Linked DNA regions of Mus musculus: region 2 is linked to region 1. A link is a loop called in an ENCODE intact Hi-C map of the cell type or tissue named here. Cell type or tissue: heart. All regions are shown on one strand. Links, peaks and the distances in the headings refer to the core of each region. The heading gives the core; the rest is flanking DNA.

What was found. A loop is a pair of places that touch in the nucleus more often than their neighbours do. Peaks named below come from ENCODE experiments on the same cell type or tissue, not always from the same donor. Only the 100,000 strongest peaks of a DNase experiment are listed, where the experiment ranks them.
Region 2: a loop joins it to region 1, with 2.6 times the contacts of the local background. A loop is called at or near these places in 10 of 42 quality-filtered maps.

Annotation. Positions count from the first base shown.
Region 1 is chr3:59,075,401-59,083,443 of GRCm38, forward strand. Med12l (mediator complex subunit 12-like) reads left to right here. Exons shown (of 44, transcript NM_177855.3): 8 at 435-584; 9 at 1,295-1,394; 10 at 1,633-1,769; 11 at 7,553-7,684. Among named protein-coding and RNA genes, the nearest start is that of Gpr171, 22 kb to the right of the region's middle. In heart, for the core only: CTCF peaks have their summits at 2,088 (motif pointing right) and 4,067 (motif pointing right); no DNase peak of the experiment used is centred there; H3K27ac peaks cover 860 bases.
Region 2 is chr3:59,165,776-59,173,818 of GRCm38, forward strand. All of the region lies in intron 15 of Med12l (mediator complex subunit 12-like), which reads left to right. Among named protein-coding and RNA genes, the nearest start is that of F630111L10Rik, 16 kb to the left of the region's middle. In heart, for the core only: a CTCF peak has its summit at 3,661 (motif pointing left); a DNase peak (open chromatin) is centred at 4,636; H3K27ac peaks cover 446 bases.

The DNA of each region.
Region 1 (8,043 bases), core at 2,049-7,048:
ATTTTTATAGAATAATTTGGATTATTCCTATATCGGGTTACCTTTCTGCTGAGAATTTATAACTTTTTAAGGCACCCTATTTAATAAGTAGTGTTAAAGTTATAATCTCAGCACTTAATGCCCTAATTGTATTCCTTCTTGTTTAACAATAAAGAATCACTTGAAGTGACAAATAAATTACTCATCTCCCTATAGTTCCTGTGTTGGAATATTAGCTAATAAGTTATACTTTATGTCTTAGTAGTTGTGGTGGTGACCCTGAGTTTTGTCTTACCAGCTGGGTAGCTGAGAATGGGAAAGACATTTGCATATTAAAATCATCTGTAGGAAATGGTAACCTCATTATATATGGGAAAGGGTCGTTTGTATTGAAGTTGTTGTTAGTACTTTTCTTCTTCCTCTAAGTGTCTGGAATATCTCTGCTTTATTTCTAGACTGTCACTCTGTGTTGCCCAAGTGCCTTGGTGTGGAATTATTCCACCAATGAAAATAAGATCTCGAATCCAGGCTCTCCCCTGGATCTGCTGCAGGTCGCCCCGTCCAGCCTCCCCATGCCGGGTGGGAACACGGCTTTCAATCAGCAGGTAGACATTTGCATCACCGCTTTTACAAGTGTTTTCATTGCCCAGAGGCACCTGGGTATGGTGGCCCGTGCCTTGCCATGGCATCTGAGCTATCTTAGTGCCTGTCCCAGCTCTGCCGTGACTCTAGGGGACTTTGGGGCTGTTTCCCCCACTTTTTTCTTTCAAAATACAGATGTTCATAGATCAGGCACCCAGGCAGCTGTCACCCAGGCAGTTTTGGTGATTCTTCTGATCTTCATTGTGAGCCCTGGAATAATAGTTTGTGACGTTCAGTAATTACGTGTTTTTATTTGTGCTACATTGTTTGCTTCAAGATTTATGCAGCCTCAGCTTTGGGAAGATGCCTAACACTTACCACAAGATACTTGGCTTTCACTAAGTTGTTTTCTGTAAGCTACTGAGGGGTTGCTTGTTCCTTTCTTGCTTTGCCCAGCAGCTCAAAGATATTCAAACGGCTGCCTTGTCTTACATGTGAAACCAACTGCACTTGTTACGTTTTCCTCAGGTGTTTATTTTTGCAAGTATTTATTACTGAACCAAATCATCACGTGTAAATCTCAAAGGGCTCAGCTCATGCAGGAATTATGTCTCCCACGACACAGTTAAGATCGTGATTCACCAGAGGGTACGGTGCTCACAGAAGACTTGACACGATTTGGGCAGCCATGGAGTGTCCGAGTACAAGTTAATTTGAAGTGTTTATGTTTCAGGTTCGGGCAAGGATTTATGAGGTAGAACAGCAGATAAAGCAGCGAGGCCGTGCAGTGGAAGTTCGGTGGTCTTTTGATAAGTGTCAGGAGTCGACGGCAGGTACAGTGCATCATGGGAGAGGGAGTGCGTCGGAGTAGTGGGCTTTATGCTTTCTCTCGTTCCAGTGAAGCACTGCGCATGAGTGAAGGAGCATTAAGCCTTTAGCTACCAGCAGCCCAGAGTGTCTGGTTTAGTTCTTGCCATTCTTTGGTAGTGTTTGCTGAGAATATAGATCAGTTTCCCTTGTATGGTCCTTTTTTTAAACTATGATATCTGTTTCCTTAATTTCTGAATCCAGGGGTGACTATTAGTCGGGTCTTGCATACACTGGAAGTCTTAGATCGTCATTGTTTCGACCGAACTGATTCCAGCAATTCAATGGAGACTCTTTATCATAAAATTTTCTGGGCAAACCAAAACAAAGATAACCAAGAGGTATTTAATATTCCTTTTCTTTTTTTTTGTCTTATTTTCTTCTTGTTCACTCAGTTGTGGCAAAGTCTTTAGTCTGATGTGTTTCTTACGCAAGCAGGTGCTTTAATGATCTTTCTTTTTTGGAACCACGGTGACTCACCATCATGGTAGTGAATTGTGTATTGGGTGGGATCTGCCTGGATGTGTTGATGTGGGATACTTTTTAACCTCTAATCATCGTCTCTACATTTCAGTTTTAGCTCGCTGTTTGTTTAATGATTGACGACTGTATATAGAATATTTGGCTAATTTGGAGTGTAATTTAGTCTCTAGCACAGCAGAGGGCAGCACATGGCTATAAATGGGCATGGTCTTTGAAAAGCCTTAATTACAATTATTTTCCCCCTCTTAAAAGATTGTAAATATAAAGATTTCAATGAAGGTTTTCTTATTCAGTCTACAGAGAAATAAAAGTATTATTTTGGTAATGAAAAAAAAGCCCCTCATATATACAGCTTGTGTTAGATTCGAAGGAATACTGAGGTAAGTTTTAGCTCATTTTCAAAGGAAACACTTTAGCTAACTTGTTAGGTCTCGTTGGGTTTTGAGCTTGCCATTGGTCCTGGGTTTGTGGAAAGGAGAGATGAAACAATTAAGGTAACCAAAACGCTCCATCTCCCAAGCAGGGGCCCGGCACAACATTCCTCTTTGGGAATAATTTGTGAGCTGTTATTGTCTTCTAAAAAACAGGTTCAGGGCTGTAGGAGCCACAAGGGTTCAGTGTGTTAGAAGCAAGCTTTATGTTGAGTGGAGTCTCTGTCTGTCTCTTGGGAGTCTCTGCAGAAGTGGGTTCCTGTACTTGGTAGAGCAGATTGCGTCTGTATGATTCTCAGCTCACATGGTATTCTTTTGTCGCCAAAGACAAGAAACTTTCCATCCCTGTAATCAGGGCCAGTGTGGATAAAATGCTTCAGGAAATCCTGAGATTTTCTCGTTGGATGCGGGTTGCAGGGCTAAGGTGTTGTGTGTGTGTGTGTGTGTGTGTGTGTGTGTGCGTGTGTGTGTCAAGTGACAGTGCTCTTTGGTTTGGGTTTTGCCCAAGCAGATTAAGAACCCTTCAGCCCTGCTGTGCCAACTAAGTCAAGAGTTCCTGCTGCAGGGTGGCGAGATGGTTTTGCAGGTTTGCTGCTCTTTTAGAGAGCCTGGTTTCCCAGCACACACATGGCTGCACAGAGCCACCTGTAACTCCAGTCTAAGAGATCTTTCAACCTCATGTGATCTCCACAGGTACCAGGAATGCATGCGCTGCACAAACATGCAGACAAATCTTACTCATGCCTGTGAATTATAAATAAATACATCCTCAGAAAAAAAAAAATTAAAGCCTTATTCCAGTGGTTCTCAACCTTCCGAATGCTGTGACCCTTTAAGACAGTTCCTCATGTTGTGACGATTCCCCAGCTCTAAAATTATCTCATTACTACCTCATGACGGCAGTTTTGCTGCTGTTACGAATCATAACGTAAATATCTGATAGGCAGGATATCTGGCATGCGACCCCTGTGAAGGGAAACTCAAGTTACACACAGGCAATTTCAAAAGTAAGTGTTAGGGAGGCTGCCTTGTCAAGGATAGAGATGACGTTGCCGTGCTTCAGAATAAATCTCCCTGTGCTCTCAGAAGCCCAGTGACTTTGCAGCAGCCACGTGAAACAAGCCACTGGGCGTATGAGCTTCTGCAAGGTTAAATTCCAACGAGCTTATTCTGTTGTAAAATGAACAAAAATGATTATTGTGGTCGTATAGTTAGTTTTACTGAGAATTTCTCTTAAAATGATATTGTCTGTTTATCTATATGAATTAGTTTTGCGTTGTTGTAATAAAATACCTTGATCAAAAGAAGTTAGGGAAGAAATTATTTTGGCTTACATGCCAGAGGGGCGGGCTACTGCCTTTCATAATAGGCAGGGGATGTGACAGCAGGAGGGTGAAGCTGGCCTGTCAGTTCGGAAGCAGTGTCTTGGTGTTTCATCCCCACACAGAAAGTAGAGAGACTAGGAAATGGGCCCAGGTAATAAGACCCCAGTCTGCCTTCAGTGACACTTCCCCAGCAAGGTTCCACATCTTAAAGGGCCCATAACCTTCCCAACTACCACTGGTTGGAGACCAGGTATTGGAAAATGTGAGGGTGTAGGGGATATTCGTACTCAGACCCCAATGCTACCTGTCTGACTGTATTTGATCTGAGAAAGCAGGGTAGAATTTGAGCCACATCTTAAGGAAGGCATTCTCTGCTATGCATGTGTCATGGTATTCGCCACTAGAGGGCAGTATGGGCTTTAGACCAAGTCCTGGATGATGTAGCAGTTTGGATGGGGATGCAAGAGAGGTTTAATGGTGATTTGAATATTGATTGCATTCTGGGAAGAGATGTGAGTGGCTTTGTGGTTAATGTGGTGCCTTTGAGTAAAACAAAGACAGTATTGTTAACTTTTAGTTCACGCTTCCTAACTTTTAATCTGGGAGGATATCTGTATGGACGGCCCCTTCTGTAACATTAAATATTTAAACATTAATGTTTAAATACTTAAAATGTTAAGTTTATAGCATTAACATCTTTAAAACGTGGCTTTAGTTTTTAATATGCATTTATATTAAGGCATGTATTTATGTATAAGTTTGCAAGTGACAGTTTTACTTGTCCATTTACAATTTTAAATAATGATAACAGACGGTTTTACTTGTCCACTGAACCAAAGAATCAACCTCCCCTCCCCTCCCCTTCCCTCCCCTCCCCTCTCCTCCCCTCCCCTTCCCCTCTCCTCCCCTCTTTTTCTGTTCCCTTTCTTTTTCCCTTCTTATTTGGAGATAAGGTCCTCTGTGGCTCAGGGAGACTTCTGAACTCCAAATCTTCCTGCCTTGCCTGCTTAGTGCTGAGATTGCTGGCGTGTGCCACCGTGCCTGGCTCAGGAGCCACTGTTTTCCTGAGCACTGAGTTACTTGTTATTCCTGGAATTCACATGTAAATATTGGATGGTAGCTGTGTGGCTTAGAGCAAGTTACTCACAGTTGTGTGCTCAGAGTTTTCGCATAGTTATACAACACTTGAGCATGAATATCCATTGAGATTATAAAACATAATAAGTATGTTCCAAAAATTGCTACTGTGGCCAGTAATAAAATAGCTTATATTTTATTGGAAGAACCAACATTATGTACCTGTTCTCTAGTAAGATGGAGATATATTGAGTGGTTGGTTAAGACTCAGATATGTATCTCCCATCTTTAAAATGTACCTCCTTTTTTTCTTGGGTCCTATAATTTGTCCAGGATTGATGTTGCATGCGTGGTGGGAGATAAAGTTAGCAACCTCTCTCTAGTCATGGTGGTTTGATGTTTGCTTTTACAAGGGGTGTTCTTTCTCATACCAGCTGGGGGGACCTCAGCCCCTCCTGTCTCTGTAGTCCTTGCAGACTGCTTTGTAATGGCTAAGAGGGAAATCTGATCCTTCACATCCTTGTAGGAGGTGGAGAGTCCTGATTTGCGTACAGCCTCAGCTTCAATAGTCAGCTAAAGTCCGTTAGAAATTGTAGAGTACAGGTGAGAACATTTGACACCAGGCTCTGCCTGTGGTGAGAGGAGCTGACCCTGCCCGTGCTGGGGGCACGCTTTCACTAATAGCTCATGGAATGTGAGCTGCTTTTACTCTTTCCCTGCTGGGGCGGTGTCAACTTGAGTGCTGCTGTAAAGAAGGTAGGGAATGCACCTTGTGTTTTAGTATTTTTTCCACTCTGTGTCTTATAAAAGGAAGAAATTCTCGCATTCAATTCAGAGCTCAGAGGCTGTCTGACAGTGGCCTCTGGGCCCAGCAGTCACCTGAGGGGAGTGAACCACGGAGCCCTCAGCTTCCCGGTACTGACTAGGCAGTTACTGGTGACCTCATCTCCAGGCCGCCAGGTGGGGAGGGCCCCACAGCTTTGCAGAGCTCTTGGACCACTTCCTTCCTCTTGGCCTCTCTGCTTTTGATCCTGCCTGGTGTGAGAGCAGAGGCTGCACTGCACGTTTGGGCGCTTCAGGAACGTGGAGAAGAGGGAAGACCCAAGGGTGGCAGGCAGGAAAAGCTGCTTTTCAATTCTCTTTCTGGGGCCCCTGTGAACAGACTTCTTTCCAAGTAATGAAACAGCCAGGCCAGATGCCCCAGCCAGAGCAGAGTGCTTCAGGACAGCACAGCATGGGTCGTTTTCTCAGTCTCTGCTCCTAGTATCACCATGAAACTCCAACCGCAAAACCTACATAGTGCTTGTTTATGATGGTTTCATACCAGTTTGTGCTCAAAGTTTAGAGTTCTTAGGTAACAGAAGTCTCAAGTTCAGCATGTCCTGTACTTACCTGAGTCCACCCGGTTTAGGCATTGTGCTTGATTACTGTCACCAGAAATAGGAGGGCTTTGTTTCTTTCTTGGCTGTGCTTGGGCACAGTTACCTTTCTCAGACGCCTGCTCTGTGATGTCAGGGGCTGTGCCTTATGCCTTCCATCACATCCTTAGTCCCTGGCCTCATGCCTGCCACATCATTCCAAGGATGTGGGTGTGTTTTCTTACTTTGGGCTTCTGAGCTCACTGAAAGGCTGCTGGTATGGTGACAGGGAGGAGGATATACCACTAGGATTTGTCTTGAAGGAGAGGGGTTCACGGATTCATGAAAGGTGTATTACAGTTGGTGTACAGTCAGACAAGAGAGGAAGGTATTTGCAAGTGGAGGCAGGGGCATGGCTGACAGGAAGCCCCTCAGCTGTGAAATCAGCAGGCTTTGAGGTACCTGTGGATAATTTGCTTACATTTATAAAAGGGCATGTCATTGCTAGATGACATAAGATGTTGTGAACCCATTATTAGTGCAGCATTAAGTATTCATAGTGCCTCTCATGTAACTAGGCACTTAATAGCAATAGCTACTTAATGTAAGGAAAACAAGTCCATATAAGTATAAGCCAAGGAGGTACCATCAAGTATGTCAGTCAGTTTTCCATTGCTGGGACAGAATACTTAACTGAGGGAAGATTTATTTTGGATCATTATATTGTAGAGGTTTTACCCCATGGTTACTGGGCCTGATGTCTCTGGGTCTATAGTGGATATGAATAATCATGGAGGGGAGTATGTGGTATGCTGATGGAGAGCAGAAGGAGAAGAGGGGAGGGGGAAGGTAGAGAGAGGGGGGAAGAAGGGAGAAAGAGGGGGAAGTCCACATTCTAACCACCTAACAGTGGGGTTGAGTATGCGCCCTTTGTAATAGTATTTCAGTGTCATTGGAGTTCAGTGGTCTCTCTCTCTCTCTCTTTCTCTCTCTCTCTCCCTCCTTCCTTCCTTCCTTCTCCCTCTTTCTTTCTTTCTTTCTTTCTTTCTTTCTTTCTTTCTTTCTTTCTTCCTTTCTTTCTTTAATGTATGTGAGTACACTGTCGCTGTCTTCAGACACACCAGAAGAGGGCATCAGATCCCATTACCAGATGGTTGTGTGCCACCATGTGGTTGCTAGGAATTGAACTCAGGACCTCTGGAAGAGCAGTCAGTGCTCTTAACCGCTGAGCCATCTCTCTAGCCCCCAGTGGTCATTATCTTTAAGGAAACTCTAGTTCTCTTGGAATTGTTTCACATTCAGCTGTATTTTGAGTGTTTTCCTCCCCTGCTTGAGTTAAAGTGATTTGAAAGCACTCTGCTAGTAAAACTTGGGAACAAAGCTTTAAGGATTAGGCAGTCCTTTGCTTGCATTAACGTGATATTGTTGGTACATTTCTCTTGGTCATTAGGTTGCCCCCAATGATGAAGCTGTGGTGACATTGTTATGTGAATGGGCTGTAAGCTGCAAAAGGTCTGGTAAGCACAGGGCCATGGCTGTGGCGAAACTCTTGGAGAAAAGGCAAGCGGAGATTGAGGCAGAGGTGGGTCTGTTTTTCTTCTTTTATGCATGACATAGTTAAATATGCTGTGGTGAGAAGAGATATCTTCCTCTTTACCTTTATTCCATTAGCTTTCTTTGTCTTGAGAAAGGTGTGCAAAGGACATATAGTCTTCTTAAGACTCATAGTAGGATCTAAGTAGACATGGATTTAACATTTAGATAAGAAAAAAGAAACCCAACTTTGTGAGACAGAGATTCATAAAACAGCAATAAATGTATGTAAACTTGTATATAGTGTAAACCAATTTTCTGACATTTTGAAGCCACCTCATGAATTAGTAGACTCTATTTTCTAGAGACAGGATTATGAGATTGTAGATATCAATTTGAATTATCATT
Region 2 (8,043 bases), core at 1,202-6,201, 90 kb after region 1:
TGACAGATAGTTTTGTTTCTTAATTTATTTAGAATTGAGGCCAGTAATGTTTATTTTTAAAGGTGTGTATTGGTTGCTGTCCTTTTCTTGTTATTTTGCTGTTTGTGTTCATGGTTATCGTTTATATTTCAGTAATTATATCATCATTCGCTTTCTTTCTATAGTCTTTTCTCAGCACTTATCCTTCTTTTCAGTCAGAAAAATTCTTTCCAGTATTCTTTGTAGGGTTCATTTGGTGGGCATGGATTCTTGTGTGTGTGTGTGTTTCATAGAAAGCTTTCTTTACCTTCCATTATGGCAGATGGTTTTACTGGCATCCATGGCTTTTAGAACTTGTAGTACATTGCTCCATGCTATTCTAGGTTTCAAAGTTTCCTTTGAGAAATTGGTTATTATTTTGATGGGTTTTTCTTTATATGTGACTTGTGTTTTTTCTCTTACAGCTTCCCAAACTCTTTCTTTGTTCAGGATATATTGTTTTTAAACTATAACAGTCTGTAAGGATCTCCTTTGCTAGTTCTAATTGGTGTTCTGTATACTGCTTACATCTCTGTGGGTTTGTCTTTACTGGATTTTAGAAAGCACTCATCTATGACCTTGTTGAATATCTAGTCTATCCCATTGACTCGGGGTTCTTCACTGATACCTATAATCTGATATTGGGTTTTTTCATGGTATCTCCCAATTTATGCACATTCCTATTATGTATTTTAATTTTTTTCATATTTTTGTTTGTGTGGTTTAACTGTATATTATCTTCAGTTTATGGTATCCTTTCTTTTATTGATCCATTTTATTTGTATGGCTTTCCCATAAATTTCTAATTTGTTTTTTGAGTTTTCAATTTCATCTTTAGTTCTCTTCAAAATGTATCTTTGCTACATTTGATTTTCAAATACTTGATATAATCTGCTCTAGGTCTATCAATTTATCTGACAATTTTATTTTTCCTTATAGCTGAGTAATATTTCATTGTGTATATAACTCATTTTCATTATCCATTCTTCTATTGAATGATATTTAGATTGTTTCATATTCCTAGTCATGAATAGAGCAGCAGCAAACATGGCTGCGCTTATCTGTGGAGTAGGAAACCAGAGTCTTGGACACAGGCCAAAGAGGTTTTAGGTTTTGTTGTTGTTGTTGGTTGGTTGGTTGTTGGTTTTGTTTTGTTTTAAGATTCTCCACACTGATCCCAAGTGGCTGCACCAGTTGGCATTCCCTCAGCAGTAGATGAGAGTTCTTCTTTCCCCACAACTGTATCAGCCTTTATTGTTAAGTGTTTAGTTGGTTTTATCCATCTGGCTGGAGGGAGATGAAATCTTGAAGTTTTTAAATTTGCATTTCTCTAGTTGCTAAGGATAATAGGCTTTTTTTGGAGATGTTTCTTTTCCATTTTCAGTTTTCTTCTATTGAGAATTCAGTGTTTAGACCCATTTCGGTTATTGACTTGAGGAAGGGTTTGAGAGGGGGCTGTTGGGAAGGGCTAGAGGTAGGACGGGGAGGAGGGAACATGATATAATTCTATTTTAATTAACACATATCAAATAAATAGTATATAAACTATAAAACAATATAGGGCATGGCCCCTTTCCTTGAGAAACCCATTATCAAAAAGGAAAAAAAAAGTTAAAATAAAGAGTATTTTTTGTTTGTTTATAATATCTTGATTTATGCTAAACAGTTTTAGTTCCCTGAGCATCTTCCCATTTCCTTTTGTGGAATTGTGACATTCAAGTTCACTCCTGTTTATTTTTTTCTCAAAGCTTCCAGCCCCACAGCCCACCCTGTTAATGACTCACCCAACAGTACATGCTCATAGTTGTACTGTTTCCAGGCAGCGGATCTGCCTTGTTAGTAATAAGACTGGTTATATATAAATATCCCTTGTGTATTTATACTACAAACAGAGGGCTTCTAACACATGGAATCTCAAAATATGTCTATTATTGTTTCCAGTCAGTTCTTATCTGGCCTGTCATCAACTGCTCATAACAACTTTCCTTTTTACATTCTGATTCTATAAATGTTCCATCTTGTTCCTTACTCAAAAGTCCAATTATTTGTGACTATTTGGGATGTGTGTGTGTATGTGTGTGAAAGCAGGGCTCAGCAGTGCTTGTGACCAAGCCCAAGCCCTCCTGAAAAGCTAAGCTTTGGTTCATTAATAAGATTTATCACCATCCCTGTTTGTTTTTTATGTGTGTGTGTGTGTGTGTGTGTGTGTGTGTGTGTGTGTGTGTTCACGTGGCTGGACATTTGGCTCATTGTATCCAAGTGTGAGCTCAGTGTTCAGTATCTTCTTCATTCAGCCTTCAATTTAATTTTTCAGACAGAATCTCCCAGTAAGTGTAGGAATCACTGATTGGCTAGACTAGCTGCCCAGGGAGGCCCAGGGATGCTCTTGGCACTGCTTCCCCTGAGGTGGGTCACCAGCGTGCACTGTTGGGCCTGCCATTTTATATGTGGGCTGGGATCTGAACTGAGCTGCTCCCACTTGCAGAGCAAGCACGTTACCAATTGAGCCACATCCCTAGCCTCTTAAGTATCATTCCTAATGCTATATAACTTATAAACCCTTTTTTCAAGTATGGAAACAGTTTCGATGTTACTGTCCTGTTGCTGCTGCATGTACTGTTTTGTACACTGGTTTTTATGAGTGTTCTGGATCTTAGTCTTTCTCTTAGCTTTTTGGTATTTCATAATATGTTTCATTGTCTCTGCCAGTGAACATTTATATAAGTATGCATGTTCCAGTGACGTAATTTTAACCACATAGTATCCATTTATTGAATCATGTAATGTTTTATAAAGTGTTCGTGTGTGTGTGTCTGTGTATGTATATGTGTGTAGGCATAACCACATCACCACATGTGTCTGGAGGTCAGGCAACTTTAACGAGTTGGTTCTCTTCTGCCACCTTGTGGGATTGGGGGATTGTGTTTAGGTGGGCGAGACTGAACATTACATACACACCCTTACTCTCTGAGCCATCTTACTGGCCCAAATTATGTACATTTTCTAAAAGTTCTTTTAAGAAAGACTTTGTTGGCGTGTGGCTTATGGTAGTGCATGCGTGTAGCTACTTGGTTTTGTATAGATAGGGGTGGGTCCACCAGGCATTGAGAAACACACGGGGTTAAGGATACAGAAGCTTAGGGACAAGGCCCAGTATAAACTCTGGTAGTCGCAGGAAGAGGGTTTGGACATTGACCCTAGTGTGTGCAGTGCTTGTGGAAAGGTAGTTGTTGTTTGTGGAGGCATGGAATTGAAAGAACGATGACTACTCTGTGGTATAGACATAGGGTCCTAAATGTCATGCTGTGTGTGGTCTTTGTGATTCCGTATGCTGAGGTATTTTAAGGATGTCTGCCAAAGTAATTTGAAAGGAGCTTCTAAAAAGTCTAACCTTGCTGTGACACATTGCATGCAGAGCATGGCTGTGCTTCCCGGTATGACACACAAAATCCTGCTGGAACCTGTTGGCTTGGAGTAATGAAGAATGAGGGCATTATTCAATCTCTGCCACACGATAGAAGTCTCATGTTGCCAAACTATACCTTCTGCTAAAGACGGATAGCCTTAGGGATTCACTGTCGTTTTGTCTCTTCATCTGAGCATGATGGAGGAGCAATTGTCTAATGTAGTGCTACCACCTTCTGGCAGGCTGAAAGAGATCAGTTTATAACATGGTTCCTGTGTGGGGCATTTGTGTGGTAATGCACAGCACACAGAGCCTCACTTGGATGTGGGTCCTGATGAAGCACAGTGCTACTTAAATGTCAGCCAGATGTCACTCCAGCAGGATCTTGGTGTTCCTGGAAGCCTTGATGTTAGCAAAGGTTCAAAGTTGAGAACCTTAATTGTTACAGACCAGAAACTCCTGCACATGTGTTTCATCTTTGTGTGTCCTTTTGGAAAAAGATGTCAAGAAATCAGAAGCAGGTGTTCTGTGTTTTAACTTAAGTTAGAAAGATCACGTTTCTCCTTATCTGCTTGGATCCCAAGAAGGAACTCAACTGTCATAATACTTGGAAGTGTTTGGATACATCTGGGGGGGGGGGAGAGGGGGGCTCTGTTTTGGAATCATTCTTAGCGACGGTGGGCAGTGACCGTTCTTGATGGCTTCTCTGATTTGATATCCTCAGTGTCCAGTACTACAGGAAGTACTTAAAAGACTGCTTAGTGAATATACTAGGAACCTATTATTGGAAGAGGGACTGGTCTATTGAGTGTTCTGTAACTGAGAGGAAACGCAGGCATAGAATTAGTCTGCAGACAGTGAGGGTCATGCCCTGGTGTTAGATCATCTCTTTGCTCCTTTCCTGTCTCTGCTCTTCAGAGCCTGCTCTGTAGGGATCTGAAGCCAGATATGCTTAGCAGTTCACACTGCTACAGACTGGGGAGGGCAAGGCGACCCTTGGTGTGATAGTTTATTTATTAGGACTCTCACTGCTAGTCTTTCTGGCCAGGGGATGGAACAAGTTTGGAAAGTAAGCTTTGAAAACTCAAGGAGAGTCCCCAGCTGGGATGAAACTGAAGAAATTCCATAGGGGATAAACTCAGAGTTGTCCAGGAAAATAAAGGCTGCTTATCATGCTGGGGTGATGTGTGGGAGGAGCAGGGCTCAGCAAGTTTGTGGTGTGGAGACTTGCCTGAGGGTTAACTGCAAGTTAGAGGAAGTGCTTCAGTGATCCCAAGCCAGGGTGTGTGCTTTCTTAAACTGTTTAGGAGCCATTTTCTTTCTCCTCAGCAAACTGATATGGGCAGAGTACATAATTCTAGATTCTGTGTGTGGGTTTCTGCAATTAATACTGTACAGGTTACTCATCTCTCTAGTTACCTTCTTTGTAGTTTGGGGTACTTTTTGTCATTTGAGATGGTTCCATAGAGTCTAGGCTGGCCTCCAACTTCCTGGGTAGTCAAGGGTGACCTTGAACTCACCTTGCTTCTTCCACCTCTCCTAAATTGGAATTGCAAACATGTGACACCAAAACTGGCAAGTTGCTTTGTCTGGACTAGTTAGTTTAATTCGTGGGAAAAAGAAGCTCAAATTTCTTTGTTGGAATGGGCCATTAAAGAAACATCCTTGTTTCTGCTTTTGTTTGTGTCTCGGGGATGGTGAAACAGTGTTATCCAGTGAACAGTTGTGTTTCCCCAACATCTGTCATTCGGGTTGCTTCACTAATGTGTTGTCATTGAGGAATCTATATGCCCCTTCATCTGGGACTTTCCAATGATTAGATCTGTAAGCACCACTTTCGTTTATACATTATCCAGCTTAAGGTCATTAGTTTATAGCAAGAAAAAGCTGAGTGATTTGGATAAGAATATATGGTCATAATGTATGATCTATCAGAAGGCATGCCTTTCAGTTGAGAATGAAAATTTAGAGTCTATATGCCATGTGACATCATAGGAGAATATGTTCAGAACCCATCTAGGACATAAAGGGAATCACAGACTGTCTTAGTCAGGGCACAAATATCATGACCAAGAAGCAAGTTGGGAGAAAAGAGTTTATTCAGCTTACATTTCCACATTGCTGTTCATCACTAAAGGAAGTCAGGACTGAAACTCAAGCAGATCAGGAAGCAGGGGGTGATGCAGAGGCCATGGAGGGATGTTACTTAATGAGTTGCTTCTCCTAGCTTGCTCAGCTTGCTTTCTTATAGAACCCAAGACTACCAGCCCAGAGATGGTCCCACCCATAAGGGGCCCTCCCCCATTGATCACCAATTGAGAAAATGACTTATAGCTTGATCTCATGGAGGCATTTCCTCAAGGGAGGCTCCTTTCTCTGTGATAACTTGATAACTCCAGCTTGTGTTAAGTTGACACACAAAACTAGCTAGTACAATTGACCCCTTGTCAATTTGACACACAAACACATCACTATTAAGCCTCAACCCTTGCTTTCTTATTCATACCCAGATCTAAATGACTTTAAGAGTCCCACAGTCTTTACAAATTATTATATATTTCAATCCCTTTAAAATATGCAATCTCTTTTAAAACTCAAAGTCTTTTTACAATTCAAAGTCTCTTAACTGTGGGCTCTACTAAAGTACTTTCTTCCTTTAAGAGGGAAAAATAGCAGGGCACGGTCAAAAGCAAAATTAAACTCTAACCGTCGAATGTCTGGGATCCACTCACGATCTTCTGGGCTCCTGCAAGGGCTTGGGCCACTTCTTCAGCTCTGCCCTTTGTAGCACACACCTTGTCTTCTAGGCTCTAGCTGCCTGTACTCCACTGCTGCTGCTGTTCTTGGTGGTCACCTCATGGTACTGGCATTTCCAAAACACTGCAACTAGGCTTCCCCAATAGCCTCTCATAGGCTCTCTTTGTGGTGCCAAGCCTCAACTCCTTTGCATGACCCCTTCAGGCTTGAGCCATCAATTGTAGCTGGGGCTGCACCTTTACCAATGGTTTTTCATGGCCTCTTACAGTGCCAAGCCTCAGCTGATATTCATGACACCTTCATGCCTTCAAAACCAGTACCACCTGAGTGACTCTTACATATTACGAAGTCCCACTGCAGCACGAGGTACAACCTTGGATATCTCTAGAACACAGCTTCTTTGAGTTCTCAGAAAACACTTCCCAGAAGATTTGACCTCAATGATTCTAGTCTCTTCTTAATCACCACTGATTTCTTAGCTCCAGCTAACCAGCATCAGTCTAGTCCCAGTAATGCAAAAGTTTCCCTTTAGTAGTTCTGGTATCTTGTTAATCACAGCTGATTCTTCAGTCCCAGCTAACCAAAACCACAAAGTCTTCACAATCAAAATAGCAACAGCCCTGATAAGAGTATTTAATCTTCCCTCTGAACTTTTACAACCAGACCTCCATCTTCTGCATTGTTCTCAATATTACCTTCCAAGCTCCCACAGAACATCCCACAGAGCTCTTAACATCCCAATATCTCTTCTAGCTCAAAGTTCCAAAGTTCTTCCACAGTCCTCCCCAAAACATGGTTAGGTTGTCACAGGAATACCTCACTCCTGGTACCAACTTCTGTATGAATCAGGGTTCTCTAGAGTCACAGAACTTATGGTAGTCTCTATATAGTAATGGAATTTGTTGGACTGTAGTCCAACTCCCCCCGACAATGGTCAGCAGCAGCCGTGAATGGAAGTCCAAGGATCTAGCTCAGTCCTGCCCGCAAGACAAGCAGGCGAAGAGAACATTTTTCTTCTTCCAATGTCCTTATGTAGGTCTCCAGCAGAAGGTGTGGCTCAGATTAAAGGTGTGTGCCACCACACCTGGATCTGGGACACAGACTTCCCATAGGTATGCCATGTGACATCATATGAAAATAAATTCAGAACCCATCTAGGACATAAAGGGAATCACAGACTTTCTATAGGTAGACCGCCTGGCAGGAGGTCTGTCACTCTCTTCACTGAGGGAACGTCTAGATTCATTGAGGTCCTTTTTCTTGTCCCAGCGCACATATTCACAAGTTATACAGTGCTGGTGTGGACATGCATATTTTAAGAATGGAATCATGTGTGCTTTGTGGCTGTTTCTCTTCTATGTCTGCTGCTGTGGCAGCTCACTGACATTTACTTAGAAGCATCTGAGTTTTGAGAATAAATTTTAGGATAATTTGGGGGGGGGATAAAAAATAAATAAATAAAAATAAGCTTCCTAACTCAAACTCAGATGTTATTTGTATATCTTCATAATCCACTTTTATTAATAATAGTTGCTAATATAAGCAGCCAAGCAGTAAAAATTTTTTTTTCTCAATGACTTAAGCACTTTGGAGACAAATTGATGGGTACAATATCACCATAGCCTTTTTTTGGTTGTGTGACCTTGAGGCTAGTCACCTATATTCTGACTGGGAATAATACCATTCTTTCCCTATGAGTTGGCTGTGGGGATTAACTGGGCTACACAGTTGACACCAGGGTGTGTGCTCAGTAAGTATAAATGATTTGAACTTAATGGGTACATAGTGGGGGCGTAGAAGGCAGGCAGAAGCAGAGAAATCATGGCAGCGATCAACATCAGATGTGGTGCTGTCTGTAGCTG